7 separate regions of the Mus musculus genome follow, and regions 1, 2, 4, 5, 6 and 7 are each linked to region 3. A link is a loop called in an ENCODE intact Hi-C map of the cell type or tissue named here. Cell type or tissue: left cerebral cortex. All regions are shown on one strand.

Region 1 (4,000 bases), 250 kb before region 3:
TTTTTGGGTTCCTCGAGTGGACAGAAAGGAGTCGTGAGCAAAAAGCTTGGTCACTCTGCCAACCCCCCATTTCCCATTGTACACCTGGGTCATTGACAATGGAAGCTTCCCCTCCCCCCACGCCCGACTCTGGTCCCCTACTCTCCAATTTAGCTCCATTTATTTGAAGTTTGAGATTTCTGCGGCGCGCATTCCGAGTCGCGAGGCGTCCAGGTGACGTCCCTCATCCAAACGGAACCCTTTCCCGTGGAAAGGCGAGAGGCTAACTTGCCAGGGCTAGCAAACCTCAGAAATTTGAGAGAAATCAACTCTCTTTCCCTCTAGTCCAAGACCTCTTTTCCCTCCTACAGCTTGCCTGGAGCACGCCAAGGGCCATTTTCGCGCGGCTCCACTTTGGGGTTTCCCAAAGTATTTTAACGATCTAGTAAAGAAGCAGCCGCGCGCTTTGGCGCCAGCTTCGGCCGCCCAGCTCCGCGTGCAGCCCTGGCCGGGGCTCGGGAGGCAGGGCTGGGCACAGGCAGCCCGGGGTGGGGCGGAGAGGGGAGCAGGGCCGGCCGGGGTCCTGGCCCGCTGAGGGTACGCTCAGCACGGGGAGGCGGGGGCGCTGGGGGCTAGGCCGACGCGGAAAGGGGCGCGCCGGGCCAGCCGGGGTCCGCGCCTGCTGTCGCAGCGCCCAGTCCCCGCCGCGCCGGCCGGGTGCTCCAGTCCACGCCCGAGCCCCTCGAGTCACCGCCCCACCCCAACGCCAAGGCTCGCCCCCCGCTCCCCCGGCCGGGGCACGAGCGGGCAGCGGCTCGCGGAGGAGGCGCAGCGGGACTGGCGCGGCCGTGCTGACAGGCGTCCCTCTCGGCCTCCAGGCCCGCCCCCGCGCGCCGATTGGCCGCCGCGGCCGTCCGTCGCGGGGCGTGGACGCCCGCCGCGCTCCTGCCGGGGCAGCCACGTTCGGTTGAGCTCCAAGTAGACCAGCGGCGGCGGCGGCGGCAGCGGCAGCGGTGCTGAAGGCGCAGAGGGCGGCGCAGGCGGAGCCGGGCGGCGGGCGCGCGGGCCGCGAGCAAGCGAGCTGCAGGCTTCGGGCGGGCGGCGGCGCAGCTCAGGCCGAGCCGGCGCGGGAGGAGTTCCAGGGCGATGGGGCCGCGGCCGGGGCTGACGCTTTGACAGCTGGAAAGAGCGCGGAGCCTGCGCCTGGGAGGGAGGGAGCGCGGCGAGCGGAGTGCGAGCGAGCGGGCGAGCGCCGGGAGGGGGCCGGGAGCAGGGCAGCTCGGGAGACCGGACGGTAGCGGCGGCGGCGGCGGCGGGCTCGGCGCCCTCTTCTCTGCAAGCCATGTTTGCCAAAGGCAAAGGCTCGGCGGTGCCCTCGGACGGGCAGGCTCGGGAAAAGTAAGCCTCTCGCGAGTGGGGCCGCGCCGCGGGTGGCGGGAGGCAGGTGGGCGCGGGGGTCGCGCCGCCTGGTGCCCCTGGGGCCCGGGTCTCTGCCCCGCGGCGGCGGCGGTGGCGTGGAGAGCCCATTGTTGGGCGCCGGCGGAGGCTGGGGCACCCTGAAGGGGCGGCAGGGCAGCGGTGGGCGAGGGTAGTTGGTAGGCGCGGGGCAGAGCGGGCGCGGGGGTCCGCGACGAGGGTGGGCGAGGTCCCACTCGGAGCCGGTGCGCTCGGCCCGCTGGGCGCGGGGCCCTTACTTTGCCCACCGAGTGCGGGCAGGGGGCGCGTGGCTTTCTGCAGCCCCGAAGGCTCCTTTTGTCCGCCCGCGGCGTGAGGAGTGCGTGCCGGGGGCTTTGTTCGCCCGGGAGCGCTCTCCCTACCCAGCCAGCGGCCTCCCCGTCAGCCCGGTGCGCTCCGGGGCGTCCGGGCTGGGCTGGGCTGGGCTGGCGGCGCCGGCCCGGCCCCAGGCTTGGGGGACAGTTGTTTGAGGGGGAGATGCTGAGGGCGGCGCTTTGCTGCCCTCTCCAGAGCGCGCCAAGTACCCGGACTGGGACCGAGTCCGTTCGGACCCCAAAGCTGGGCTAAAGCAGGGAGCTGAAGTGGGCTGGGAAAAGGAGGGTGGCTCAGGCAGGGCTCTTGTAAGGGGCTTGCGAGTTTGCGAGACCTAGGTGGGTTTAGTCCCAGTGCCACTTGGAAGTTCAAGTTTGGGGACCGGTCTCCGGCTCCCGCGGCTTGGTGCAGCTTGTCTGTGGTACCCACCCACTAGCTGTTCTGTCTGGGGTGATAGGTACTCACCTCTTGTCGTGGCCACAATGGGATGGCACAGACCGGGCTCACAGTCACTGGCAGGGTCCAGAGCGAGCCTTAATGTGATCTGACCTCTCTCTCTCTCTCTCTCTCTCTCTCTCTCTCTCTCTCTCTCTCTCTCTCCTCTCACTCCTCACTTTCCAGGTTAGCTTTATACGTCTACGAATATTTACTGCACGTAGGAGCACAGAAATCTGCACAGACCTTCTTATCAGAGGTGAGTGGGACTCCTTCTCTTTCCCTAGCATCCAGTTTCTTGACACCCCCTCCTCCCCACTATTCTTAGAGCCTTTGTTTTCAGGAGCAGCCACTGTGGCCACCATTTTGAATTTTTATCACCTTTTGGCATTTATTGTTAGTTGGTCTTCACAGCCTTTTGGCTGGGGAAGGCCCTGCGTCCCCCTCCTTTCTGCCCCTCTAAGCTGCCTCCGCTCCCTCTTTTCTAGATTCGATGGGAAAAAAACATCACACTGGGTGAACCGCCTGGGTTCCTGCACTCGTGGTGGTGGTAAGTTTGTGTGATAGTTTTGTGTGTGTGTTTTGTTTTGAGGTCCGGGTCCAAGTGAACAAAGACGGGGGTCCAGAGCAGGCCCTCTACCTTTAGCCTCTGCCTCCTACGGACAAGCACCCCTGGGTGATCTGACCAGGCTTGGCAAGGGAGAGTGGGCAGAAGAGGCTGCGTGCTGCCTCAAGTTTTTGCTGGCATTTCTCCGCCTGTGGGGACTGACTGAATTTTGTTATGCTTTTCCATCTCACTCTGGGGCACCAAGCAGGGGGCTTAGAAAGAGCTGGAAGGGTTTTTTTTTGTCAATCCTGCATGCTGCTTTAATTAGAGGAGTGGGGGCAGGGCGGGTGGAGGGGACACCAGGTCCGTTCTGCAACTGGCCTGTCCCTTATGTTTGCGTCCAGAAACGCCAAACCTTAAGAGGTCTCCACTGGGCCTTTTCCAGGGACCATGAGAAAAGCAAGAAGGGCCGCACTTCCTGTAGAGACACTGATTCAGACTGACTGGACCTTCCTTTTCTCCGTCTCCCCACCCCCCCAGCATCCCTGCAACCACAAAGCCTTATTTTACTGAGAACCTTAACCAGCCAGAGGTGGCCTGGCAGGATGCCTGTAGCTTGTTCAGGACCGGCTCTCCTTATCTTTGACCCTCTCTCCAGGCCTGAGCAGCCTGTGGTCTTTTTTGCAGGCAGGAGGGAAGCTCAGGGTCAGAGCCTTAAGCTAGTTGTCTTGAGTGTGTGACCTGGATGTCTTGTGGGGCTGATAGGTGGACTCTTTCACATCCTTTTGAAAAGGAGAAAGGAGGAGGGGTGGCTTTTGATATGTTGGTGGAGTTGAGTCAAGTGTAGTGTCGTTGGGATGTTAGCACTACCTGACTGCCAGCTCAGGGTACTGTTTCAAGGCTCTTTGAACATCGGGAGGATGAAGTGTCTGTTCTAACTTGTGCAGACAAAATGAGTTTTTAATGGCCTTTGCCAACCACCCAACTGCCTGGTCGGAGGAGGCGGGTGGTGTGGCGCAAGGATTCCACCTGCGGGAGTGGGTGATAGGTTGGCTGTTAGAGGTGAGCGAGCGTGTTGATGGGATTGATGGATCTGAGTGCTGTGGGTCTTAAAGAAACTTGGGCTTGTGGGTAGACGTTATTTTGAGGGTGCTGGGAATGAGGGTGTCTTGAAGTCTTTGCAGTGTGGGCTTTCCAGGAAGCAGTTTTGGAGGAGGAGAGTAGTCCCTGCCTCCATCTGCAGTTGTGCAGAGACCTGGTTGTCCTGTGGCT
Region 2 (4,000 bases), 370 kb before region 3:
CTTTCTGCCTCTGTGACCCTAGACAGGCCACTGACCCCTCTGAGCCTGAGTTATTCCTCATCTGGGACAAGTGTGGCGAGACAGAAGTAGAGTGGGGCGCGTACTGGTTACATTTCTTATGCTATAGCCAAGTACCTAACAAAGCAGCTGAAGGAAATACGGGCTTGTTTTGGCTCACAGTTTGAGGAAACACAGTCTAGAGGTAAGGAAATGATGGTGTCAGGTGGTCACACTGTGTCTACAGACAGGAAGCCTAGAGAGGCAATGCTGGTACTGAGATACGTGCTCTTTTTTCTCTTTTTATGGGGTCCAGGCCATAGGAATCTGCTATCCACACTCAGTGTGGGTTTCCCTCCTCAGTTGAACCTCTATGGAAACCATCTCACAGACATACCCAGATCCTGAACCCAGACAATCTGACAGCAAAGACAACTGACAGCCATCACAAGGTTGATAAAGTGGACCTGCCTCACTGAACTGAGGACGTTAACATGGGCACACTCTGAGCATGCTCCCTGGCAAAGTCAGAGCGTGGACATACTCTACCCTGGGCTCGGGGGACAGAAGCAAGAGGCCCAATAGCTCAGATTCCATCCTAGACATGGCAGAGAAACTGCCTGTCCACATTCATTCCCTAGGTATCCCTTTGCCTCTGACCAGGACTAGGTATACCAAGCACAGCTTGTAAAGTTTACTGGGGTAGAAGAGAGAGACACACAGCCAAATCTTCCATCCCAGTGAGAGCGGGGCTCATAAAGACTGCACAGTGCCATGAGAAATCTAGGAAGGCTTTCCAGAGGAGGCAGCATCCCAGCTGAATCCGAGGGCTGAGAAGGAAACCGCCAAAGAGACGGCAGGCTGACAGAGGTGCAAGGGAGGCCAAGGTCACTGGTGGTCACTGGTGGAAGGTACAGAATATATGGCAGCTAGAGAGAGCCAAGGTGGAACACTAAGACAGAAAAAGCCAATCCCTACAGTGCTGCTGAGAACACAGAGGGAGGATGGTGGGGTGTGGAGAGAGCTGGGCAAGCCTGCCAGGTAAGACTGAACAGGTGGGCACACACCACAGCTAGCTTTTCAGAGATAACCACTAGTGGGGTAGCAGATGGAAGGAGCTGGGTGAGATCCTAAAAGTACAAAGAGCCCGGGCTGGGCAAGGATGCCACTTGAGGGAAAGGACGGGTGAGATGTGTATTTAGCCAGGGCACTTTTTAAAAGGCCTTTTCTGTACCGACCTCAGTTGGCAGATACTCTTGCCCAGCACTGGCGGTACAGCCTGTCCCAAGCCCTTCTCCAGGCACCAGGCCAAAGGCCCCCCAATGAGCCACTATGCACTTGGGTGTTTCTGGGACCTCAGCACCTATCTCAACTCCAAAGTCCCAGTTAGGAGGTTCCAGGAAAAAAAATACTCTCGAAGGTCATTGCATAGGACATTTTCCACATGGCCTTTCCCTCACAGGCTGTGTTCTTACTCTCCTGTTCTCGCCTTGTACACACACCCTCACGTCGTAAATTCTGTCAGGCCATAGCCTTGGAGTCCTGAGCGGGAGAAGTGATGAGGCCCAGAGCTCAGATGGCAGGCAGCGGGATTGTGCACAGGACCCAGGGAGACACACACACACACACACCAGCAGCAGCTGGATTGTAACATGACACACACACAGCAGCAGCAGCAGTATTATGCACAAAACACACACATACACACTCAACCAAACAGAATGCCAGAACTTGCTACAGAAGATTCCATTCCACCTAACCACAAACTGCCAGCCTGAGGGAGCCTACTGTCCCCGGGTCTCTTTGGGGAGAGTACTAGTTATAACTTAAGAAGTCCGTGGGTTCTGCAATATCTCCTTCTAAAGAAGACTACAGACAGATCCCGACTAAAGATGCAGATCCTGACTTTAGAGGAAAGCATCTACTTTCTGGGCCCCCACACCAGGAGACCCATTTGTCTCCCAGGCCACCCTAACCCACAGTCCATACCCTTCGCAAGTGGTTGCCCACATTCTGAATCATTGCTGCTCCGTTTGCTGGGTTGCCAGGCTGTGGGGGGGTCTGTAGGCTCCTAAAGGGCCGCTGGTCACCTGAGCCCTGGGACTGCCAGCAAGTCCAAAAGCAGCCGGCTTCTCCTGGCTCCTCCTCCCAAGGTCCCCGCCCTCCGGAGCCAGCTGTTAATATCTCCGCCCCTTGTCCTGGCCTCTCCTCGATCCGCCCTCTGTGCGCCCCCCCTCCAACCCCAGCACAGAAAGCTCCCTAGCACCTGCCAACTGGGCCACAACCACGTGGGGCCTGTTGCCCACCTACTGGCACCACCGGACTCTATGTCTCTAGACTCAGGCAAATGCCAGCCCCCACTCCAGCCCCCTACCCCTGTCCTTGCCTAACAGAATAGAAGTCCCAGAGCTCCCATTCTCTTGCCAGGGAGTCCATCCGTCCACAAGAGGGCAGGCTGGAGTGTAGCAGGATGCCAGGGAGCTGCCAAGGCCTCCTAGAGAGACACCAGACCCACCTGCCAGAGTTTTACCTTCCGGAGTGCTACCCGACTGGCTCCTGGGCCCAGGTTGTTAGCATCCAGCAACTGCCGAACAGGGTTTATACACCGGGCCCTGACAGCCACTTCCTTATAAGCAGGTAATTCTTGTAAATGAGGCGCCTGCCAAAGTACACCCAGTATGCCACGTGGTACTCAGCACCCATGGCCATCAACGAGTGAAAGTTCTCCAGGACTTTCCCTGTCCTCTGTCACTTCTGCAAGAGGTTCGAGGCAGACGACTAGAGACACACTCTGGTCAGGACTAAAAAAGCCAAAGGGAACTGGTGACCAAATGGCTGAGGACAAGTCGCGGAGCACCAGACCCCTGCTGTGACTCAGGCTTCCTGCTGATCCTCTTTCTACATCGCAGGGATGATCCCTGGGGCTGGAAAGGGATGTATCCAAGGCGCCATGGCCACTATGTAGCAGATGGGGACAGATCAGCAGACATGTCCTCTGCCTCCTGCTTCTGCTTTCATTCTCTACACAGTTACTAACAAGTCCTCTGCCAAAGGCCCCGAGTTCACTACCATGCCTGGGACTCTGGGCAAGTCCTCTCTTCTCTCAGAGCCTTGACTCTAGGAATCAAGGACTCGCACGTCTTTCCTTGTGAGTTCTCATCAACGATCTGCACTTCTGTATCTGCAGATGAGAAACTGAAGTTATACCCAAAAGACAGCAAGATAAACACCATTGTGCTAACTCTCGACTCCCAACACTCAGGAACCTAAGGTAGAAGGATGGCCATGAGTTCAAGGCCAGCCTAGGCTACATGTTGAGTTTCAGGCCAGCCTGATTTATAATACAATGTTAGACACTGTAAAAAAAAAAAAAAAGAGGGGTGGGGACAGAGAAATGGCTCAGTGGTTAAATGTTCTTGCTACTCTTCCAAAAGAGCCCAATTCGGTCCCAGTATCCATGTCAGATGGCTCAAAGCCAACTGTAACTGAAGCTCTAGGAAATCAGATGTCTCTGAGCTCTACCACATCTGCATTCATGTGCACATACATACCCAGATGCAGACACACACACCTATACCTAACTAAAAACAAAAAAGTAAGTATTTTCTGAATGGGGGTAGAGGTTGGAGAGATAGCCCAGTTAGTAAAATGCTTGTTGTCGCAATCATGAAGACCTGAGTTTGGCTCTTAGCACCCATGTAAAAAAGTTGGGTGCACTGATGGGTCCCTGTAATCCCAGCACTAGGGAGGCAGAGATGTACAATGTCCCTTGGTGACCAGCCTAACAGAATGGGGGAGCTCCAGGTTCACTGGAGACCCTGTCTAAATAAGAAAGAAAGAAAGGAAGGAAGGAAGAAAGAAAGAAAGAAAGAAAGAAAGAAAGAAAGCAAGCTAGGCATGAGATGGTTCAGCGTGCAATGGCACTTGCTGCCAGTGGTAGTCTGAATAAAAATGGCGCCCATAGGCTCATATATTCAAATGCTTGGACATCAAGGAATGGCAC
Region 3 (4,000 bases):
AGAGAAGAGAGAATGGGGATAAGCCAGGAGTGGCAGCTCAGGCCTGTGACCCCAGCACTTGAGAATCTGAGGTAAGACAATCACAAGTTTGAGGCCAGCTTGGATACATAGTGAGTTTCAGGCCAAGCTGGAGTACACAATGAAACTCAGTTTCATAAAAACCAACCAAAGAAACAAACAAACAATAAATTTTGGCTTCTGTATCGGTTGTTGTTTTATTTTCTTGTTCTTTTTGTATCTCTGGCTCTGGGGACTTCAGCTGCTGTGAGGCGCAGCCATAATGACAGGTCTATGTGACAAGGAACTAAGGGCCTTCTCTGAGCAAGCCTCTAAAGTGTGCCTCTAGGAAGGCCCTCGGATGACTGAAGCTCTAAGCAACAGTCCGATAACAAGCTTTTCAAAGACAAGGAGGGGTGGGGTACGCCTCTGATCACAGTTTTTAGGAGATGGAGATAAGAGAATCACTAACTGTAAGAGCCCCTACCACATCACACCAAACCAAACCCACTCTGAGCCGGAACCACTCCAATACACTGGCTCCTGAATTGCTGACCATCAGGGAAACTATGAGAAACAATACTTAAGCAGCTACATTTTAGGGAAGTTTTATATAGTAATAGATAACTAATATATTGTCAGATTGCTTATGAAAAGCCGTCTCCATCTGGTTCAGACCGTCTCTCAGCTGCATTTCTTGCCATACTCTCTGGCATATTACATTTTAAATACACCTAACAACTCAGAGCTCTTGGAACACGACCATGTTCTCTCCCGCACCTCCAGCCTCCACTCAGCTTCCAGGACGCATCCTCTGCCTGACACATTCCTCAACACGCTCTTCCCTGCTTCCACACACTTGGCTAACTTCTCCCCATCGTCAGAGCACTGTCTTATTAAACTGCCTACGTTTCCGTCAGATGTAAAGCTCCAGAAAGAAGGGAGCAATTCCTGTCTCCCTTATACCCCATAGCTCCCAGCACACAGAAGACACTCCGTAGATACTTGGTGCTTACATCCCACAAGGTAGGGAGGCAGGAAGGCTAAAAGTTGAAGCATAAACATTCTCAGGAAGTGATCCAAATAAGCTTTTTATCTGATATAACTGTAAAGGAACCAAGAACCCTCAGCAGTCCATGCAATTTCAAGTTTAAGGAAGGCTCAATAAGGTCAGGGTTCAAAAGTTGGACGGGTTCCAATTCCTGCTAAGTCAAACCTCTTGGTAGTTCTATTCCGGCCCTTAGCTGTATTCTCTAGATACCTGACACACCCATTCTTGAAAACACTCACCATACTCGGCGGTCAAACAAATGGTTTTTCAAAATCCTCCCCTGTTCCATCTTTTAGGACAATCCTAGCTTATTATGTTGAGATTTAAGATCTGATCACATATGGCATCTGTGGTATATGTCTAAACAGGATCACATACATACATATATGCATCAATAAACACATCACAAAATATTAAACACTAGTACCCTCTACTGGTGGAAAGACCTTACAGGCTCATGTGAATGGTCACATTGCCCTCTAGCGTCCACAACCTATAAAGACAGCAAATCCTGCAGCAGATGGGTAGCATCTCCTTGGCTATAATGATAGGGTTTTATATTCTTTAAGCATCTAATTTCCTCAGATTCTGGTTTATATTACAGGGGTGCAACTCTAAGACTCTTGGGGGCTCCCTGGGGACTCTGTAAAGCTCTTCCCAGCTGTTAGTGACAGGGTGATGCTGCTCAGAGGTCAAGGGGAGGCAGAGGAGGCGATGGCTGCACTGGGGAGGGCAGGAGCAGCAGCTGTGAAGGACTGCCCTGGACTCCCCGGGGAGCTGAGAGCAGCTCGAGGAACACATGTTGTTCTTCCCGTGCATATTATCCACAGTTGTGTGCTGTACTAAAACGGCAACTCAACGCACTCCCTCCCTCACCTCTGAAATCTCTCCAAAGCTATAATAAATGACATGGTGGCAAATGTTGCTATCGTTTTGTTTTATAAACAAGGCTTCGCCAGTTATTGCCACTGATGGCAGATTAAGCTGAGTTTCTTTCAGGATTTAACTGAATCACCACCTCCTCTATGAAGCCTTTCTGAAGTCCCCAGATTGTAGTGACTGCCCTATCCTTTCCGATTGCATGCAGACTCTCCAGATCCAGTGGACAGAGGGTCACATGTGCTTATTTATAGCTACAGTGGGGTACCACTGCTGTATGTCTACACCACCGCCTCTCTACCAAACCCTCAGCTCCTCAAGGTCACAACCAAGTCTTAATCATTTTGCACAGTCAGCATCAAGCACACTCCAAATGTTACCTGTATGTAGTCTATATGGTAAGCACAGATATTGGACATATGCTTTTAAAACCTTATATAATAATAGTTATCTTATGCTAGCAACTCCGCTAACTCTAATCAAAAGGTGGGAGAGATATAGTAAGGTGGCCTGACAACTTGAGTTAGATCCCAGGACTCACATGTTGGAGGGGAAGAACAAACATCCACTAACGTGTGCTCTGACTGCCATGTGCACATTGTGGCAAACACACACCCAAGCCCATCCCCAACACACAAGAAAATGAAAGCAGAAAGTTTAAAAGATTGAGGACTGTGTTTTGTGTACTTCACTTCAGTTTAAAAATTGTTTTTACTATATATTACTATATTTTACATATGTCACTATTTTTTACTATAAATCCCCAGCCTGAGGCTAGTACAGTGTTCTAAACAACGGTCCCCTCCAGCAAGTGTGGAAAGCACAGATGGGTCAGGTAACTCATGGTGTACAGGAAGAAGGGAGACACTCTGGAAGTACATCTCAGAGGCCAGGAGCATACCTATCCTTGTGGATCTCAACACCTCCCTCGAGGGCATTTTCTTCTTTAATTCTTGTAAGGCAGCAACTAGGTTTTCTTTGGTTTGATCAGGAAGCTCCAACATAGTTTTCCATCTTTTTATGTCTTCTATAACCACAACTCTCTGCAAAAAAGAACAGTTATTTGGAAAATGGAACCCTTTCATTAGAAAGACATCTGCCTCCACCTGAGCTAATGGCTCTCCTATTGACATATGAATTATTGATTATGACCTGAACCAAAGCAGTGTGTCTGATGGCCCCAAATGAGGGGTAATTGCTTAGAGGCAGGCCTGCTTACTGCAGATCTGGGGAGTTGCATCTATTAGGAAAAGTGCAACTTTTCATCTCACCGTGCCGGGCACCATGGCACATCCCCCATGAGAGGTGAAACAGGAGAGAGGAATGAAAACGGTGAGTGCTAAGGCGGATCACCCTCACAGCTCACTCAAGTGTCCTAATTTATGCACAGAGCAGAGAAGCCATAAAGCCATGCTTACTTCAACAGTAAAAAAAAATTACACGAACAGTTCCCCACTTCCCAGAGGAGAAAACTCAACTTTTTTTTTTTTCCTGAGAGAAAGAAAACTTCTTTTTAAAAAAATTTCAAACACACAAAAAGGTACAGAGAGTAAACCACTACTTAATGAGATTATAATTTTACCATTCCTCATAAAATAAAGCATTATGAAATTTAAGTCCCTTTACACCCTCCGCAAACACACCTCCCTCCATCCTTCCCAGAAGCTGCCGCCTTAAGGCTGATCCTCACGCTTCCATTCAACGCTAGGGATCAGGAACATGGGGGAAGAAGATGGGAAAGCTTCTATACTGTTATGTGATTTTTCTGTAATTTTGATATAGTTAAACTAAGGACTTCTTAGTAAACAAAATTGGCAGACAAAAAGTAAAAAAGTAAAGTAGCTTTCATAATTGAAAATTAAATATCTTCGAGCCGGGCATGATGGCACACCCCTTTAATCTCAGCACCCAGGAGGCAGAGGCAGGCAGATCTCTGAGTTCGAGGCCAGCCTGGTCTACAGAGTGAGTTCCAGGACAGCCAGGGATACACAGAGAAACTATGTCTCAAAAAACCAAAAGAAGGAAAAGAAAACAAAGACAGGAAGAAGGAAGGAAGGAAGGAAGGGAACAAAA
Region 4 (4,000 bases), 530 kb before region 3:
GAGTTAACACAAACCTGCCCTGTGACAGTGCATCCTCTCCCAGTACTGCCAGGTCACCTGCCAATGTCCCTTACCCACCAGCCACAGAAGCAGGATCTTCAGGCTTCCCGGAGGAGAAGGGTCTGATCCTTTGGCCCATTAAAAAAGTACCAGCCCACTTTCACGCCACCCCCGATCAGTCCAGCCAATGGCTTTCAAACTTAGCACAGTAAGCAAACCAATCTCCGAACCACACCTCTAGAGCCACAGAGGAGTGAGTCAAGACTTTGCATTTCTAAGTCAGGCCTGGTGGCTCACACAGTAATCCTAGTACACCCAGACTGAGGCAGGAGGATTGCCAACCTAGACTACGGTATGAAACCCTGTCTCAAAACAAAACAAACAAAATAAACCAAATGTCTTAGTCAGGATTTCTATTGCTGCCATGAAACATCTTGACCAAAAAGCAAGTTGGGGAGGAAAGGTTTTATTCAGCTTATACTTCCATGGCACTGTTCATCACCAAAGGAAGTCAGGACAGGAACTCAAATAGGGCACGGAACCTGGAGGCAGGGGTTGATGACGAGACCATAGATCGGGGGTGCTACTTATTGGTTTGACTATCAATATAACAATAGCTAAGCCTGGGTATGGAGATGCACCCCTATAGTCCTAGCAGGAGGTGGAGACAGGATGAGTGCAAGCTTTGGGCTAGCTCAGGAAGACCTTTTCTCATTAAACAGGGTGGAGGGTGGGGCTGGGGGTAAAGAATACCAGGAGGAAGTCTCAGTCCTGGCTTTGGGGACACTACCCTGCCTCAGTTTCCCCACTTTCCCTTCCACACAGGACATTCTGAAGCCCTAATTAAGCTCAATGTGCTTTGCAAATGGTAGCCACTGTTTAAACCCTAGCTCTTTGTGGTTCGATACTGTGGGGGAAACGTGAACTTGAAGTCAGAGGTGGCCTGAAAAAGCGGGTGACGCCAGGAGCCTCCATAGCTTTATGCCAGCTTCCCCCATCTCAGGAGGAACAAGAGAGATTCAGAGGATCCTGAGGCTGGTGCTCAGGGAAGCCCTAGAGTCATCTGTCACTCTCACCTGTACCTCGTTAGTCCCAGGGTCACTGTACACTCAGGCTGGGTCTCATGTGATCCCTTCCTGAGAATCGAGGCCAGCCTGTAGCTAAGGCTCTGGTGCTGGCTGGCCACTGTCAGAGCATCAGGGCACTGATGATGATTGAGCACGGAGTGTCCCACACAGAGCCCGTGCCGAGCAGTCCCAGAAACTCCTTCCAGAGTGCTCTCAGCCTTTGCCCCCTCCCAGGCTGCCTCTAGGAGTGGGAACCCTGGAGCTATGTGCCTTGCCTGCCTGCTGAGGCTCTGCAGCAGGAGAGGCAAGCAGCCCCTCCTTTCGGCAGGAGCACACGGGCAGTCACAGGCCTGTTTAATTTAATGCACTGTGGCTTGCCAGGTTGCCCCTGGTAACAGCTTCAGCTGCTACTTCCAAAACAGCCAGGATTTTTAAAGGGACAAGGCTATTTTCAGGCTGGCATTGTACTATGGAGGAACAGCATCCAGGAGCCTCTTCTCCGGGATGCTGAAAACCCAGCAGCACTCTGAGGCCTCCACTCCATGGCCACTAACCCCGTCTGTAATTCAGAAGCCAGCCTGAAGCCCACTCACAAGTATGATCTGCTACATTTGAGATTCGTCACGTGTCATATTCAAATAGCTACATTTTGGAAATGTCAGTTTAGCCTCCAAATTTGGAAGGCAGGGAAAGAGAAGAACCTAGGAACTGCTCCTGCAATTCAGGGATAGTTCCACCAGGTGGCGATGTTGCTTCCATCATGAAAACCGTAACTGGGTTATAAACTCTAGAATGTTGACGGTGAGCAGAGTGGTGGGGGAAGGACTCATTTGTAAACCTTGATATTATCTCACATGGAGTTATTCCGCCTCTCTGGTCTCAGTGTTCCTGGATATAGAATAAGGAGATCAATAACAGTGTTGAGGAAAAGACTGGAGGCTAGGGCCATGGAAGTAGAAGTTGAACTCCCAGCTCTGTCATTCACAGATTATGTGGTTTGAGGGAATAATTTAACATCTTTGGATCTGAATGCCAATGAAAGGAATGTCTACATAGCAAATGGGCTACCATGGGCTACACAACAAGTCCAGGACTAGGCTACATACTGACTGAGATACTGTCTCAAAACAAAACATAATTGGGGTCCTGTGGAAGTAAGAAAGATGCCTTGTAGCCCTAGAGAAGGGGGAATGGGGAGAGGTGGGATATCTTCAGGCTCTAGGCCCTGAAATCCTATGGCTCTTTGGGGTATTGAAACAGATTACACTAGACAAAACACCCCCAGGCCAGCCCATACTAGGACATGAGTGTTTGCCCTAGGAATGACCCACCCACACAGGCCCCAGAGGCATGTAGCACTATCCTCCTTTGCAGTTAAGAATACAGCCCCTAAGTACTCATCCCTACGGTCACCCAGTTGGACCACTCAGGTGTGTGAGCTGCCAGCCCCTGATTTGCTCATTCGAAGCCAGAATCCATCCCATCAGCTCCTGTGTTAGCCCCATCTTTTGTCATGGGGTCACGGAAGGAAGTGTGGTGCTTCCTTCCTCCATGTGGGAGGTTGGCACTACCCAGCTCTAACCCCTGCTATGGCTCCCAACTGTTTCCCACAAATGGGCTCCAAAGCCTAAGTCTGGTATATTGGGGCTTCCTGATATTCTTCCCTGCTGATTCCCTAACTCCCGGGGCTAGGGGTTCCAGCCCTGGTCACATGTAGATACCACACATCACTCTCCTACATCTCTGAATTTCTGCCCACAATGCCAGTCCTCCTGGAATAGTCTTTCTCACTATATTTCCCTGGGTGGCTCCCTTTCTTCTTGAGGACCCTGTTCTAATGCCTCTTCTCCAGAAAGGCTTGGAGAAACTTCTGGGTTAGAGAGAACATCTCTTACTGTCTCCTGTGGCTCCTGCATCCTTTCCATTCTAATTATGGATTTACACCTGGCTTTCCTGACAAGCCAAAGCCCTTCAAGATGGGACCCACCTTCCTTCTCCTGTCTTTACTCCCCCAGCCTTGGACCATGCAAATAATCAGAGGCAACACAAGCTAAGAAACACAGCAGATCTCTCTAGGGCTCAGGTTTCCTGGACCTATCCCAATAAGTTGTCATACCACTCTGGAGCTCAGATGCAAGATGTCTCCTTCACACACATGCACAGAGAGAGAGAGGTGGGGGGAGGGAGAGAGGGAGAGAGCGAGAGAGGGAGAGAGGGAGAGAGCGAGAGAGGGAGAGAGGGAGAGAGGGAGAGAGGGAGAGAGGGAGAGAGAGATTTACTCAGGATCCCGTTCACTGGCTCTGGCTCCCTCTACATTACTCATATACACAGTGTTCTTTGCCCTCCCGGTTACTTATTCTGCATCCCATACATCTGTTCAAGCCAGCCTCCTTCCCACCAAATACCCTAGTCTCTGTCCCACTCTCAGAAGTGTCACAACCTACTCAAGATCCAGCTTGAAAATATATCCTCTAGCCAGGCAGTAATGCCACACACCTTTAATCCCAGCATTTTGGGAGGCAGAGGCAGATGGATCTCTGAGTTCAAGGCCACCCTGGTCTACTGAAAGAATTCCAGGATAGCCAGGACTACACAGAGAAACCCTGTCTCAAAACAAACAAACTAACAAACAAACAAAAAACCACCCCCCCCCAAAAAAAAAAACAGGAAGAAAGAAACCCCAGCTGGGAGTGACATCATCTTACATAGATGGTGTGCATCACTCTCAGGGTCAGACTCTGCTCCTCCTCCAGGGTTTGACAGTCAAGCATGGTGACTAGAGCATGGGCCATGGAGCTAAACAACATCAGCTCTGCCATGTCCATCTGTGCAATCCTGGGCAAGTCACATTACCTCTCTGCACCTCACTGTATTCACCTGGAAAGTGGGCATAACGCCTGGGTTTGCTGTGAGATCCAGGGAATTGCATGAGA
Region 5 (4,000 bases), 550 kb before region 3:
GCTCCTTTAACCCAGGCCATTAACCCAGCTGAGTCCATGAAGCCTGGGAAATGTTTACAGCCAGACACTGCGCCTGTGCCCTTGGGGTCCCCACAGGCCTGTTGGTGCATGCCAGGCCACCTGTCTATCAGTACAGTTCATGTTATTGCTGAGAGAAGTAGCCGCGGGGTCAGATGTCCAAACTGTGACTCTGACCCATCATATCTGTGTGGCCAACCTCAGGTTCTTCGCCTCACACAGGGAGCCATACCCTGCCCTGGCAGGAGCACAGAGTAGACCCCCTTCTCCGGCAGCACTTGGTACACACGGCCACATTCCTGTGGATAATCAAAAATTAGCTCACCAAGGATTAGACCTCACAGCACCCACTCAGGCACATACCTGCACAGAGTAATGTCCATAGGGCAAAGGACTGCTCCGTTCACCAGAGAAAATGTCATAGGGGCCACGATTACCAGTGGACTTTTTCACAAAGGTCTCAAGATCGCTTTTGATGGTGTAGGTACCAGGTCCCAGGCCACTGCCCTAGAGACAAAAGCGGTAATGGTGCCTGTAGGGGAGTGGCCAAGGTGGGGCTTCAGCCTCTCTACCCCGAGGTCACCCCATAGGACCATGCAAGATGAGGCTGCTGAGGGGGTACCTGATGAAACAAGGGTGGCTTGTTAGACACTCTACACATCAGGCCGTCAGAATGTGAGCGGTTCCAGGCCTTCTCCTCCAGCTGTGTGTACGGGTTCCCCTTCTCCCCATAATTTCCAGGGCCAGGATAATAATTCTGCAGGGCAGGAGACGGAAATGCAAAGACTGTCAGTCCCAGTCTTTGTTCTGGTTCATCTGAGGAAGACATGTTTGGGGTTTCAGATCTCAAGAAGGGAAACAGGGTTTCTGGAGTGAGCACCTGTTACCCACCCCACCACACAGCATCCCCGGTGAGCCCCCTCCTCTGCTCACTCCTTTATCTCCAAGTCCAGCTACACCTCTGATTCAGCACATCGACTCAGCACCTCTGACTCAGCACATCTGACTCAGCACATCTGATTCAGCACCTCTGACTCAGCACCTCATATTCAGCCTGGTCTCCCTGATCATACTTGCTTACAATGCTTTCTCCCAATGCCTTCCCTACCCTCTGGTTTGTCAACCACATCAACCACACTAAGATCCCCAGACACCATCTTCCCTGAGACCCACCTTCCTGTTCCGCAGCCTCCATAGATCTGCCCTTTACAACTACAAAGCTGATCAACTTCCTCGCTATGCTGTGAACAGGCTGGAAAGAATGAGCACCGGAATCCTAGGCTAGGAACCTGGCTCTGCTACTTCCTAGCTGGGCGAACTCAGGCCTCTGAGCTTCATGGTCCATGGGACTAACACAGCGATGGTAATACTTTCCTTCAAGGAATAGTGATAGAGTTGAATGTCTGCAAAGCCCTCTGCCCAGGGCCCGGCAGATAGTAGGTCCCATTCCACAAGTCGGGGTGAGGTGACAGGAAGTCCTGAGATCAGAAGAACTGTGGCTAGGAGCCTAAACACAAAGGTGGTCTTTGAAGTACAGTGAACAGAGCTAAGTGGTGCCGGGAGGTGAGACCTGGCTGGATTTCTGAGGCTGGTATGCCCCTTCTAGCCACATGGGGGCACTGCTGTTCCATAGGTGATGCAATCCACCCTCCTCTCTGGACCCTGCAACCAGACCCTTGGGGAGCCAGACCTGGTAGAGGGGGTGGGGCCAGTGCTACAAAAATCAGGCCACTGTGAGGATCAGCTCTGTCTGTCCCCCAAAGAAGGAGACTGGGTCTTGCTTCCGTCCATAGCTCAGAAAGCCAGTGCATGGATCAGGTATTATGAGTCCCCTGCAGATTTTGTTCCAGTGAGGCCTCCCCAGACTGCTCTCTGTAAATCACCCCACAGCACTCTCCTTCCCTGTGCCATTTACCCTCAAAACTCCATAAGAACGATATGTATTTCCTTCTTCATACTGTGGTGTGTGTCACTAAGATGCCCGCTCTGACGTTTGTCACTGCCAGACACCCCGCTCTCCCAAAGCCTAGTTCAGTACACAGCTTTCAGTTGCTGCTTAATCATTATTTCCTGGTTGCCTAGCTAAATGAATATGTTTGTTGGGTTTCTAATATACTCTAGGTTTCTCTAGGCTCAAGACACAGGAGAGCAGAAGAGCCAACAAGAAAGCCAGGAAGGTCTGGGCAAGCCTAGGGAGAAGACGGGTTCAGAGAAGGGTGCTTGTCAAACATCCAAACAGCAACAGTCTTCCCACAGAGGACGGAGGGTGGAAGAGACAAGCTCACGTACCCCAATAAAACCTCGGAAACGTGTCTCCCCAGAGCTGAGCAGCCCCCGTTTGCTCTGTGGTTTCTTCTGCAGCTCAGTTATGAAGTCTTTGATGTTGTAGGAGCCAGGGCCACGCTTGTGCACCTGCCCCAAAAGAAAAGAACGCAGGATGGAAAAGGAACCTGGGGAGGTCCAGCCAGGAAGAGCCCAAAGGGTGACGGTGTTCTCCAAGAGGAAGCTGTATCCACTAGGACTCTGGAGGGATAGCCATGTGGACAGGAAGCCTTGCTCCTAGAGGTCGGGAAGGGTATGCCCCGAAGTTCACCTGCTGCTCTTTTTCCTTCTTGATGGCCTGGTAGTGGAAGTGGGGTAGCTGGGTCAGCCGAGTGGCTTCGTGGGCCTGGGACCATCCTGAGCCCAACTTCTGTTCCAGGAACTTCTTGCTGAAGCAGGTATCCTTGGAGTTATAGGTCCCAGGTCCTATGTGGGACTAAGTTAAAGCAGGCTCTCAGCTGAGTCGGTCATAACCACCTACCCCACCCCTTTGCATGTGCAAGTCACCCCTGGCCTAGGAATTAAACTAGACAGTTCCCCAGTCTGACGACCAGGAGGAGCTCAGCACTCAAGATCGAGTCCTGACCACCTCTGTGACTGGCCTTGTTCCACTTCAGGGAAATACAGAGTAGAAACAGCTGTGGAAGAGGAAGCCTGCGGCCCTTAAACTCCTAGGGTTCTAGCATAGTCCTGAGTTTATCAAACATCTGGAGCCAAGAATGAGGCAAGCTTGGGTTGGAGCATGCGCAGGTGTATTGGGGAAGGGACGCGGTTGGAGCATGCGCGGGCGTATTGGGGGCGGGACACAGACCACGTGAAAGGAAGCAGGCTCACCAGTTCCACCGAATGATGTCTGGAGTATGGGGCCTCTGTGAAGGTGCTGAATTTCTTCTGGTTGGGATAGACAGCGGAGACATCAAACCTAAGAGAGGTATAAGTGAGGGCCCATCTGGTCCTGACTGGGGCAGCCCTGGTGGACAGGCAGTTGGTTTCCCAGGACAGGCGACTTTGGAGCTGACCCTTGAATGTCACTTTGGATCTGCTTCATCATTTTGAGAGTTCCTGAGATGCTCTGCCACCCACCCTATGCTCTGCCTCTCCCTACAGCTTCATTCTTCTTCAGAGTTCTTACCATTATCCTTCCCAGCTCAAGTAGATAGATAGATGTTATACTACAGGGTGGATACTTCATATCATCTTTCATATACGTTTAATTATCCAGACCACCTCATGATCACAGATTCTAGAACCGTGTGTGGCACATAGTAGGTCATTTATATGCAACTATATTACATAATAGAACATAAAAAGAAATATGACAGTTGAGCATAATGGTGCACACCTTTAATCCCAGCACTTGGGCGGCAGAGACAGGTGGATCTCTATGACTTTGAAGTCAGCCTGGTCTATAGAGTGAGTTCCAAGACACCCAGGGTTATGTAGAGAGACTGTCTCAAAAAGAAAGAGAGAGAGAGAGAGAGAGAGAGAGAGAGAGAGAGAGAGAGAGAGAGAGAGAGAGAGAGAGGAAAGGAAAAGAAAAGAAAAGAAAAGAAAAGAAAAGAAAAGAAAAGAAAAGAAAAGAAAAAGAAAAAAGAAATAAGACACCTGGGTTGCAAACAAAACTTTTTAGCTAAATTTCATGGGATGGGCAGACCATGTG
Region 6 (4,000 bases), 540 kb before region 3:
TCAGAGCTACATTAAATGGAGCCGGGCGTGGTGGCGCACGCCTTTAATCCCAGCACTTGGGAGGCAGAGGCAGAGGCAGGCAGATTTCTGAATTCAAGGCCAGCCTGGTCTACAAAGTGAGTTCCAGGGCAGCCAGGACTACACAGAGAAACCCTGTCTCAAAAAAACCAAAAAAAAAAAAAAAAATATATATATATATATATATATATATATATATATATATATATATATTAAATGGGGGCTGGAGATGGCTCAGAGGTTAAGAGCACTGGATGCTCCGGGGGACTTTGGTTCAATTCCCAGCACCCACATGTCAGCTTACAATTGTCTGTAATTCCAGTTCCAGGGAATCTGACATACCCGCACATCAGCCTGTATGCAGGCAAAACACCAATGCAAATGAAAAATAAAAAGGAACCATCAAAGCAAATTCTAAAAGGCTAAAACATTATTAAATGTATTACATTAAAGTCTAAAACCAGTACAAATAGCATCCAAATGTTTTGACTTGAAAATATTGCTAAAGGGCTGGTGAGATGGCTCAGCGGGTAAGAGCACCGACTGCTCTTCCATAAGTCCTGAGTTCAAATCCCAGCAACCACATGGTGGCTCACAACCACCCATAATGAGATCTGATGCTCTCTTCTGGTGTGTCTGAAGACAGCTATGGTGTACTTATGTATAATAGTAAATAAATCTTTGGGCCTGAGCTAGTGGAGCCGACCAGAGCGAGCCAGAGCGAGTGGGATTGACTGGAGCAAGCAGAGGTCCTAAATTCAATTCCCAACAACCACATGAAGGCTCACAATCACCTGAACAGCTACAGTGTAATCATATACATAAAATAAATAAATCTTTTTTTTTTAATAAAAAGTTGCTAAAGTCATAGTTTCTTCAAATTCACTAACCAGCTCTATTTTCTCTAGTGAAAATGCTGGCCTCCTTCCAACGAGGTTGAGGCAAGGGAGGCAAGAGCCCAGCCTCAGGATAAGTGAGGAAGAGTCCAAGGTCCAGACATTCCGGAAAGCCTAGTCTACAGGGGACTCTGCTTTATCACACAGGGCACCCCAGTTCAACCTGCACACTAGAAGCCAGGTGGGCCCCTGAGGGAGACAGCATAGAGCAAGAAGACAGCAGTCTCAGAGCAGGGAGCAGGACCGGCTGGACACTGATCCAGATGAGTGAAGCCCAGGCATACCCAGGGCAGGCATTCATTGGTTTTACCTAGGTATCTCCTGGTCCCTCACAGGGAACTGCGTCCTGTCACAGAGGAGGAAAGCGGAAGTATAAGGGGTAGTGCTTTTTATTAGGGATGGAGAAACAGAAGTAGAACCTAGCACCTAGGCACCTTAGTTTTTGCTGTTTGGGCCCCTGCTGAGCAGAGGAGAGCCAAGATATTCAGTTGAGAGGCCAGATGCACAGACTGGAGGGGCGGTGGCCTGCTGTGTTCAGCGGAAGCGCTCTAGAATACACACACAGCTCTGGAGTGGGCAAGGCTTGCTCAGCTGGAAGGGCCTGTCCTGACAGCTCTGTGTGGAGGGTGGAGCATTGCCAATGGAGGAAGGACTTGGCCGGCCTGGGCAACCCGAGGCTCCAGGTCTCCTTGAGCTTGACCTGGTTCTGTGACCTTGGCACCTTTCTCTTCTGAACCTCTCTCTTCATCTGCTGAGTAGTCGAAATCTGCCCTTGCCACTTACTGGGTTTGTGAGCCTCCCGTTTGGCAAAGCACCACACCTGTTTTTCAGGCACACCTGCTTGTGCAATGCTGCTGTCTAGCAGCGAAAGCGGAAACACCTACAGGGCGAGCCCTTGGCCGGCTCTGGGTACCACCCACTTGCAAGAGGTGCCCCGGACCGCCGTGCGGGGCTCCCTCCGGGGCCGCCCCATCCACTGTCCTTGGGAGCTAGGGGAGGCCAGGGCAGTCAGGGGCAGCCATGACGGAGGCCGAGGTCGGAGCCGAGGACCTGGACACCCTTCTCGATGAACTGGACTATCTGCCCGGCCACTTCCACCTGGAGATGCAGCTCAACTTCGAGCCGCGCTCACCCGCTCAGCTGCGCGCCCGGGACCTGAAGCTCCAGCGAGAGGGTCTGCGGCAGGAGCTGGAGCTGGTGGCCACCCCGCAGCTGCCTGCCGTGCGTCACCTCTTGGGAACCTTTTCCTTCTACCTGGAGGAGCTGGGTGATGCCCGCGAGCATTTCCTGGAAGTGGCCCGCAAAGACCCTGGCAACCTCAACGCCTGGGCCAATCTGGCACACGTCTACGGGCAGCTGGGCCAGGAAGAAGAGGAGGAGGCGTCCGCCGGGCGACTGGCCAGCCTCATGGGCCTGGAAGGGGACCCCGAGGATGCTGGAGACCCCAGGCTCCGCGCTGCCCGCTGCCTGGCGGAGCAGGGATATGCGCATGGCTTCGACGTGGGCTGTGCCAGTCCAGAGGAGCGCGCGCAGGTGCTGGAGGCGGGCATCGCCCTCTACGACAAAGCGCTGGGCTATGGTCAGCAGGTGGGTGCTGGAAGGACTGTGGTCATTCATTTCCTTTGCTGGGGTGCCCGCCACCATTCCCGCCCCAGGTCACCCGGTAGCTTTGCGTTCCTGGGTGCTGCCCACCTAGCTTTCTGTTTCAGCACCAAGACAAATCCTCCAATCAGGCTAACACATCCCTTCTCCCTCCTCTGCCAACAAGTAAGAGGTACAATCAGACACCAAAACTTGACAGATTGTTCTTCCTCCTTTCTCCCCTCATCCACCTATCCTTCTAAACCCCAATTTTGCCACTGCCTCAGCTTATACGAGCTTTCTCTGGCAGCCCAGCCTCTGAAGTGTCCTGCCTGGCTTTGTGGTCACTCTCCAGCTCTGCTCTCCTGTGCCAGCGTTTCACTCAGCAGATATACAGTTGCTGCATCTCACTGGCTACATCCTCAACTCAGCCTCCCCTCCTCCTGCTGGCAGAATGACTTAGGCTTGAGTGACATCCAAGGCCCTCCGTCCTCTATCCAGGCTTTCACTACACCCCACATCCACTCCGTTTACAGTGGGTGGGCTCCACATAGCTCTCTTCCTTCCTGTGTCTTACCCGGGGTACCTCCTGGTCCTGTGGCCTGCATAGCCCCCAGTAGCTCTCAGATTTGCTTTGAAATTTCCCTTTGAGGGATGCCTCCATGGTTCCAGGCTGGTCACAGCACCCTCACAGCTTCCTCAGCCCTGTTCCAATTGTCCCTCAAGCCTGTCCCTCCAGCTCTGTCTCAACAGTTTGGAGAGGGGGCACAATGGTCGTCTGAGTGTCACTGGATCACAGTGATTCTCAAAAGTCCTGGCACTAAATAGATCCTAGCATACTTGTCGTTTATCCTGCAGTACAAGAGTCCTATGTGCAGCAGCCTATACAATAAGCATTTACGACTGAGCAGCCCTGGGATCTAGGTGTGGCTATGCTGTCCTCCCAAGGTTTGCCTGACTGGGGGCCATCTACAGCCACACCAGTTCATAATCGACAGGGTATGGTTCCTAGCTGGCTCTTGATACTTCGGCTGTTTTCTCATTCTCAGAAACATGTCACTGGGTCTGGCCTACACTGCAGGGGAAAGGGTTATACAGGTCAGAAATACCGTCAGGTAGGCTCACTGGGGGCTGCATGTCACTGATGGAAGAGTGATGTGGGAATGTTATTCTCTTGAGCGCTATGCCCTGGCACAACACCATTCCAAAGCCTCTGCACACATCTTGAGCGTCTTTTCCACCAAAAGATGCAAGTTCTTAAAGAGAAGTGTTGGAGTGGTGACTTTAGCGAGGCCCCGTTGGAGGGCATGGACTTGACCTCCGGACAACAGTGCAGGGTACAAGTCAAGAGGGCACTTAGCCTGGGAGTGCAGGTTCAAGGCTCTCTGAGCTCTCCAGCTCCACTCAACCGATTCCGGGCTCTCCGCGTACCCTTTCCCTCTCAGTGAGGTGAGATAATGACGTGATGTGTGTCATGGGTTTTCCCATTAGTATAATGGTGGTAC
Region 7 (4,000 bases), 420 kb before region 3:
CCTCTTCCAGACAGAGAAGGCATGATCTTGCTGGACATTGGCCTCCAGGAACCTGAGGCTGGGAACCCTGTACCCATCCTACACACCCCAGGTGGCCCTGCTCTGACACTGGAGTCGTGTCTGCTGCGTCTGGCTGTTCACCCCAGGCGCTGGGGCATCCATGTGAACATAGTGGAACCCGAAGCTCTCCGGCCATCCCTGGCCACGTTAGCACACCTTTCTACCCTTGGCCATCTGCCCTGGCCTGTGTGGGTGGGGTCCACAGTCTCACATGGTAGTTTTGTGGTCCCTGGCCACATAGCTGGCAGAGAGCTGCTCACAGCTGTGGCTGAAGTCTTCCCCCATGTGACCGTGGCACCGGGCTGGCCCGAAGAGATGCTGGACAGTGGTTATCAGGAGCAGATGGTCACAGATATGCTGGAGCTGTGTCAGGGACTCCGGCAACCTGTGTCCTTCCAGCTGCAGGCTGGGCCACTGAGTCAGAGTCCAGCCAACACTGTGGCCAGGCTCCTGGCCTCCTCCCCTAGAGCCACTGTCACAGTGTACCACAGCACTGCTGGGAACAGCCATGTGGATTTGTGGGCTGGATTGTGGGCGGCCAGGGCCGTGGACAGGACCCGAGTCTATTACAGGATATCCCAGGAGTACTGGAAAGACTTGCAGGCAGATGTGAGCAGCAACCGACCATCCAGTAGGATTGGACCATCTAGTGTGGAAGGCTTCCCTGGGGAGTCAAGGTGAATAAATGTCTCTGCTTTGTTCCACGCACTGTGTAAGACCTGGGGCAGCATGGGTGGTGTCTAGAGGGTCTGGAGGCTGGGAGCTAGGTCATTCCGGTTGTCCAACAGAAAACTCTCACAAGCCTTGAAAGTGTTGTAGAATTCTGAGGACAGGCCGGACACATTGGTGGTCACATAGTTGAGAAAGCCGGGGGTGGCCTGGTTGTAGTAAGAAACCTGCAGGACAGGAAGTCAAGTTCAAGGAGGCATAATGGGGAGGTGAGAGTCAGCAGCCTTGCTTGCCTTCTGGGGAAGCAACAGATACAACCTTGTATCTTGATCAGTTAGAAAACCTGAGTGATAGACCTAGCCTCTTTTGATAGGTCCCCCAGATACACAGGGAACTTCAACTCTGACTGCCCTATCACAGCAAACCATAAGGTCACTGTACACCTCCCTGCTGACTAGGTGGCCCCAAGGGGACAGGAATTGACTCTAATACCTACACCTGAATCCACTTTATAACAGTGCTGGGAGGGTGGGGTGTCACAGAAACGTGGTAGACATAAGCCTTGGACTATGTCCTTTGTGTAGGTCCTTAGCAATGCTGGCCGAGTCAGCACCTGGGCAAGGCTGCAAGGAAAACTGCATGCCAGGGGAACTGCAGCATACCTGCCCCCAGCTCTGCTCTACCTTTCCAATTAACTCTGACTCCCCTGCTGAGCCTTCTATGCCCTCAAAGCCACATAAAGCCCTCCCAGACGAAAAGGGAGACACATTAAACAAACAATGGCAGAATTTTAGATCAGAGCTGGGCTTTCTGTAGTGTGTCCAGAGCTTTTCCCAAGCCCCAATAGCAGTTTGCTCTCTGACCACACTCAAGCTCCAGACGAGCTCCTTTCAGACTGCAAAGTCTGGGGGGTCATGGGGGTTCGGGTCTGGAAGGGCCCAGCCGAACAGCGTAGAGTTCAGTTTATCCATAGGTGGAAGTATAGAGGGGACATCACGTCTTACCTTAGTCATCTGGTCCCCCTCACGCCACAGACAGAAGCCTGAACAGAGAGTCTCCCCACGTTGGTATTCCGGTGTCTCATGGTGCGTGGGCAGCGTGACCGACCTCAGGGCAATGACATAGGGGTCCCTGGAAGAGAGGCAGAGTTAGAAGGGATCAGAGATCATCCAGAGGAGGATGCCTTGCTGGGGGTCAGCTGTAGGAAGGGGACATCTGTGTTAGCAGCATCAGGTTCAGGCTCCCTGTGAACCCATGGACTGTGTACCTTGGGGTTTTCATTCTTCTGGCCTTTGTCTCCAGAAAAAAAGATGCAGTCTACCCTGGCTGCGCCCATGTCTCAGGTAACAGCCACAAGCTTCCAGAGGGCAGAGACCAAGGGATACCCATGGGAAAGGCACTCGTGTCTGTGGCAACAAATGCCACAGTCGCCCTTGCTTTCAGGAGCAGTTTGTGACCTTGCAGTCATGATGAACTCCCAATGGCGCCTAGAAACAGCTGGTGGGTTCTGAGTCCAGCCACCAGTGGGCAGCAGAGCTCTGGCCTCCATGTTGCTGCTCCTCCCAGGAGAGGGAGAGAGGAGGTCTCCCTACCTCAACTGCACCCCTCAGAGAGCAGGCACTCACCCATTGTCACAAGGCTTCCGCCTAGAGGCCAGGATCACAAAGTCCTGGGGCTTGGTGTTCCCGCTCAGGGCGGGGCTGATGACGTGGTAGATGGCGTCATCCTCATCCACTTGCTGCACCAGCTCCACACTCCTGTGGGGAGGCTGAAGTCAGGGCTCAGAGCCACAGCAGCTCTCTATGGGGAGCAGCTCTGCCAGGCTCCCGCAGCCTGCAGCCTCTGAGCGGAGCCGGGGAAGGATGGGGACCCTCCAGCATATGTGTATGCATGAATGTGTATGCATGTGCTTGTCTGTACACACAACATTCACACACACACACAGTGCACCAGAGCAGATACACAGGCACATGCACATATAAGCATATACAGAGACACTCATCTAGGTACACACACACACACACAAAGCACACTGACATATACTCAAGCCAATACAAGTATGCAAACTGATAGTATTAACTGTCAACTTGACAGAATGCAGAATCATCTGGGAAATGGGTCTCTGGGTATGCCTGTAGGAGATTATCTTGTTAATTGGCAGAGGGAGGCCCACCTGAACTGTGGCCAGCACCATCACCTGACAGGGAAAGTGGAGGCTGTGAGCTGGGCACTAGCATGCATTCACACCCCTCTGTTATGTTACTGTGGATGCAGTATGAACAAGTGCTTCAAGCTTCTGCTGCCTTGACCTCCCCACTGCAGTGGACAGTACTTGGAACTGTGAGCCCGAGTGAACCTGTTCTCCCTTCAGTTGCTTTTGTCAGGGTATTTTACGACAGCAATGGAGAAAGACATATGTGAGCGTATGTACACAGACAGCTCTGAACTCACAGATCTGCAGGTGCACACACACCCCAAGTAGCTGTTCAAGGATTCAGTAGTTGTCCATACTGTCTAATGAGTTCCCAGTGTGTTTCAGGTGCTATCCTGGGATCTCACTTAAGACTCCTGTGGGCAGTCTTAGCATCCTCACTAAATAGAGGAGCTAAGGCTGGGGGTTAACCCACTCTGGGCTACAGAGTTCATGAGGAAACAGGGCTGGGGTGTTCAGCCTGATGGGTAACAGAGACAACACAAGACCAGGCATACTCACACATCTGTTCAGGTATACAGGCATCAACTGACATTGGTACCCACAGACACAAGGGCAGTCACATGAGGACATGGCCACACCTCCCCCTATCCTTCTGCTGCACAAAGGCTGGCTAGGGAACAGGCTGGCTGTGCAGGCCTAGGGGAGTGTGCTGGGGTCTCTAGCCTATGTCACTCACCCTCAGTGAACTTTGGTTTGGTCCACAGCAGCCCATCTTTCCCAGCTCCTCTGCCCAGCCACCACCGATCACCTCTCAGTTCTAGAATACCCTGCTAGCAGGTCCGGGTTACCCATGCACAGCATTTTAGAGCAACACAGTTTATTCTTTTCTTTCTTGCCACTTGCTTGATCTCTTGCTCTATGTGTGTGTGGTTGTGTGTGCATGTGTGCGCACATGCACAAGTATGAGTGTTTGAATGCAGGTATTCACCTATTGGTGCACTGTTGATAACAACCTCAGGTATGTCATTGCTATTTGCCTGTGTGTGTGCACCAGACTAACTTTGCTCTAGCAGTTCTAAGGAGTCTCCTGTCTCCCATCTCACAGAAAGAATCCTG

The links. A loop is a pair of places that touch in the nucleus more often than their neighbours do. Peaks named below come from ENCODE experiments on the same cell type or tissue, not always from the same donor. Only the 100,000 strongest peaks of a DNase experiment are listed, where the experiment ranks them.
Region 1: it touches region 3 in a loop (5-fold over the local background); 19 of 42 quality-filtered maps call a loop at or near these places.
Region 2: it touches region 3 in a loop (3-fold over the local background); 10 of 42 quality-filtered maps call a loop at or near these places.
Region 4: a loop joins it to region 3, with 4 times the contacts of the local background. A loop is called at or near these places in 14 of 42 quality-filtered maps.
Region 5: it touches region 3 in a loop (6-fold over the local background); 14 of 42 quality-filtered maps call a loop at or near these places.
Region 6: a loop joins it to region 3, with 4 times the contacts of the local background. A loop is called at or near these places in 19 of 42 quality-filtered maps.
Region 7: a loop joins it to region 3, with 4 times the contacts of the local background. A loop is called at or near these places in 10 of 42 quality-filtered maps.

Annotation. Positions count from the first base shown.
Region 1 is chr4:106,910,536-106,914,535 of GRCm38, forward strand. It overlaps Ssbp3 (single-stranded DNA binding protein 3), which reads left to right and starts at 935. Exons shown (of 18, transcript NM_023672.2): 1 at 935-1,377; 2 at 2,368-2,440; 3 at 2,670-2,731. The coding sequence starts at 1,322. In left cerebral cortex, a CTCF peak has its summit at 1,934; DNase peaks (open chromatin) are centred at 365, 928 and 3,714; H3K4me3 peaks cover 3,903 bases; H3K27ac peaks cover 1,911 bases.
Region 2 is chr4:106,797,698-106,801,697 of GRCm38, forward strand. Acot11 (acyl-CoA thioesterase 11) reads right to left here and starts at 2,134. Exons shown (of 16, transcript NM_025590.4): 1 at 1,987-2,134. The coding sequence starts at 2,019. In left cerebral cortex, a CTCF peak has its summit at 2,444 (motif pointing right); DNase peaks (open chromatin) are centred at 1,276 and 2,316; H3K4me3 peaks cover 766 bases; H3K27ac peaks cover 509 bases.
Region 3 is chr4:107,162,720-107,166,719 of GRCm38, forward strand. It overlaps Tceanc2 (transcription elongation factor A (SII) N-terminal and central domain containing 2), which reads right to left. Exons shown (of 5, transcript NM_025617.2): 3 at 2,829-2,970. Among named protein-coding and RNA genes, the nearest start is that of Tceanc2, 14 kb to the right of the region's middle. In left cerebral cortex, a CTCF peak has its summit at 1,518 (motif pointing left); DNase peaks (open chromatin) are centred at 805, 1,192 and 1,521; H3K27ac peaks cover 694 bases.
Region 4 is chr4:106,629,331-106,633,330 of GRCm38, forward strand. The region is part of intron 1 of Ttc22 (tetratricopeptide repeat domain 22); the gene reads left to right. Among named protein-coding and RNA genes, the nearest start is that of Ttc22, 8.9 kb to the left of the region's middle. In left cerebral cortex, a CTCF peak has its summit at 1,798; DNase peaks (open chromatin) are centred at 1,496, 1,759, 3,219 and 3,431; H3K4me3 peaks cover 240 bases; H3K27ac peaks cover 2,723 bases.
Region 5 is chr4:106,612,728-106,616,727 of GRCm38, forward strand. Lexm (lymphocyte expansion molecule) reads right to left here. Exons shown (of 10, transcript NM_183182.3): 2 at 3,175-3,262; 3 at 2,612-2,776; 4 at 2,308-2,430; 5 at 641-775; 6 at 382-525. Among named protein-coding and RNA genes, the nearest start is that of Lexm, 2.5 kb to the right of the region's middle. In left cerebral cortex, a CTCF peak has its summit at 1,626 (motif pointing right); DNase peaks (open chromatin) are centred at 1,032 and 1,631.
Region 6 is chr4:106,620,617-106,624,616 of GRCm38, forward strand. Ttc22 (tetratricopeptide repeat domain 22) reads left to right here and starts at 1,833. Exons shown (of 7, transcript NM_177667.5): 1 at 1,833-2,501. The coding sequence starts at 1,935. In left cerebral cortex, no CTCF peak of the experiment used is centred here; no DNase peak of the experiment used is centred here.
Region 7 is chr4:106,747,529-106,751,528 of GRCm38, forward strand. It overlaps Fam151a (family with sequence simliarity 151, member A), which reads left to right. Exons shown (of 8, transcript NM_146149.1): 8 at 11-764. The coding sequence ends at 741. Acot11 (acyl-CoA thioesterase 11) reads right to left here. Exons shown (of 16, transcript NM_025590.4): 14 at 2,355-2,486; 15 at 1,734-1,860; 16 at 1-956. The coding sequence ends at 801. Among named protein-coding and RNA genes, the nearest start is that of Fam151a, 16 kb to the left of the region's middle. In left cerebral cortex, CTCF peaks have their summits at 2,256 (motif pointing right) and 2,468; a DNase peak (open chromatin) is centred at 2,422; H3K4me3 peaks cover 674 bases.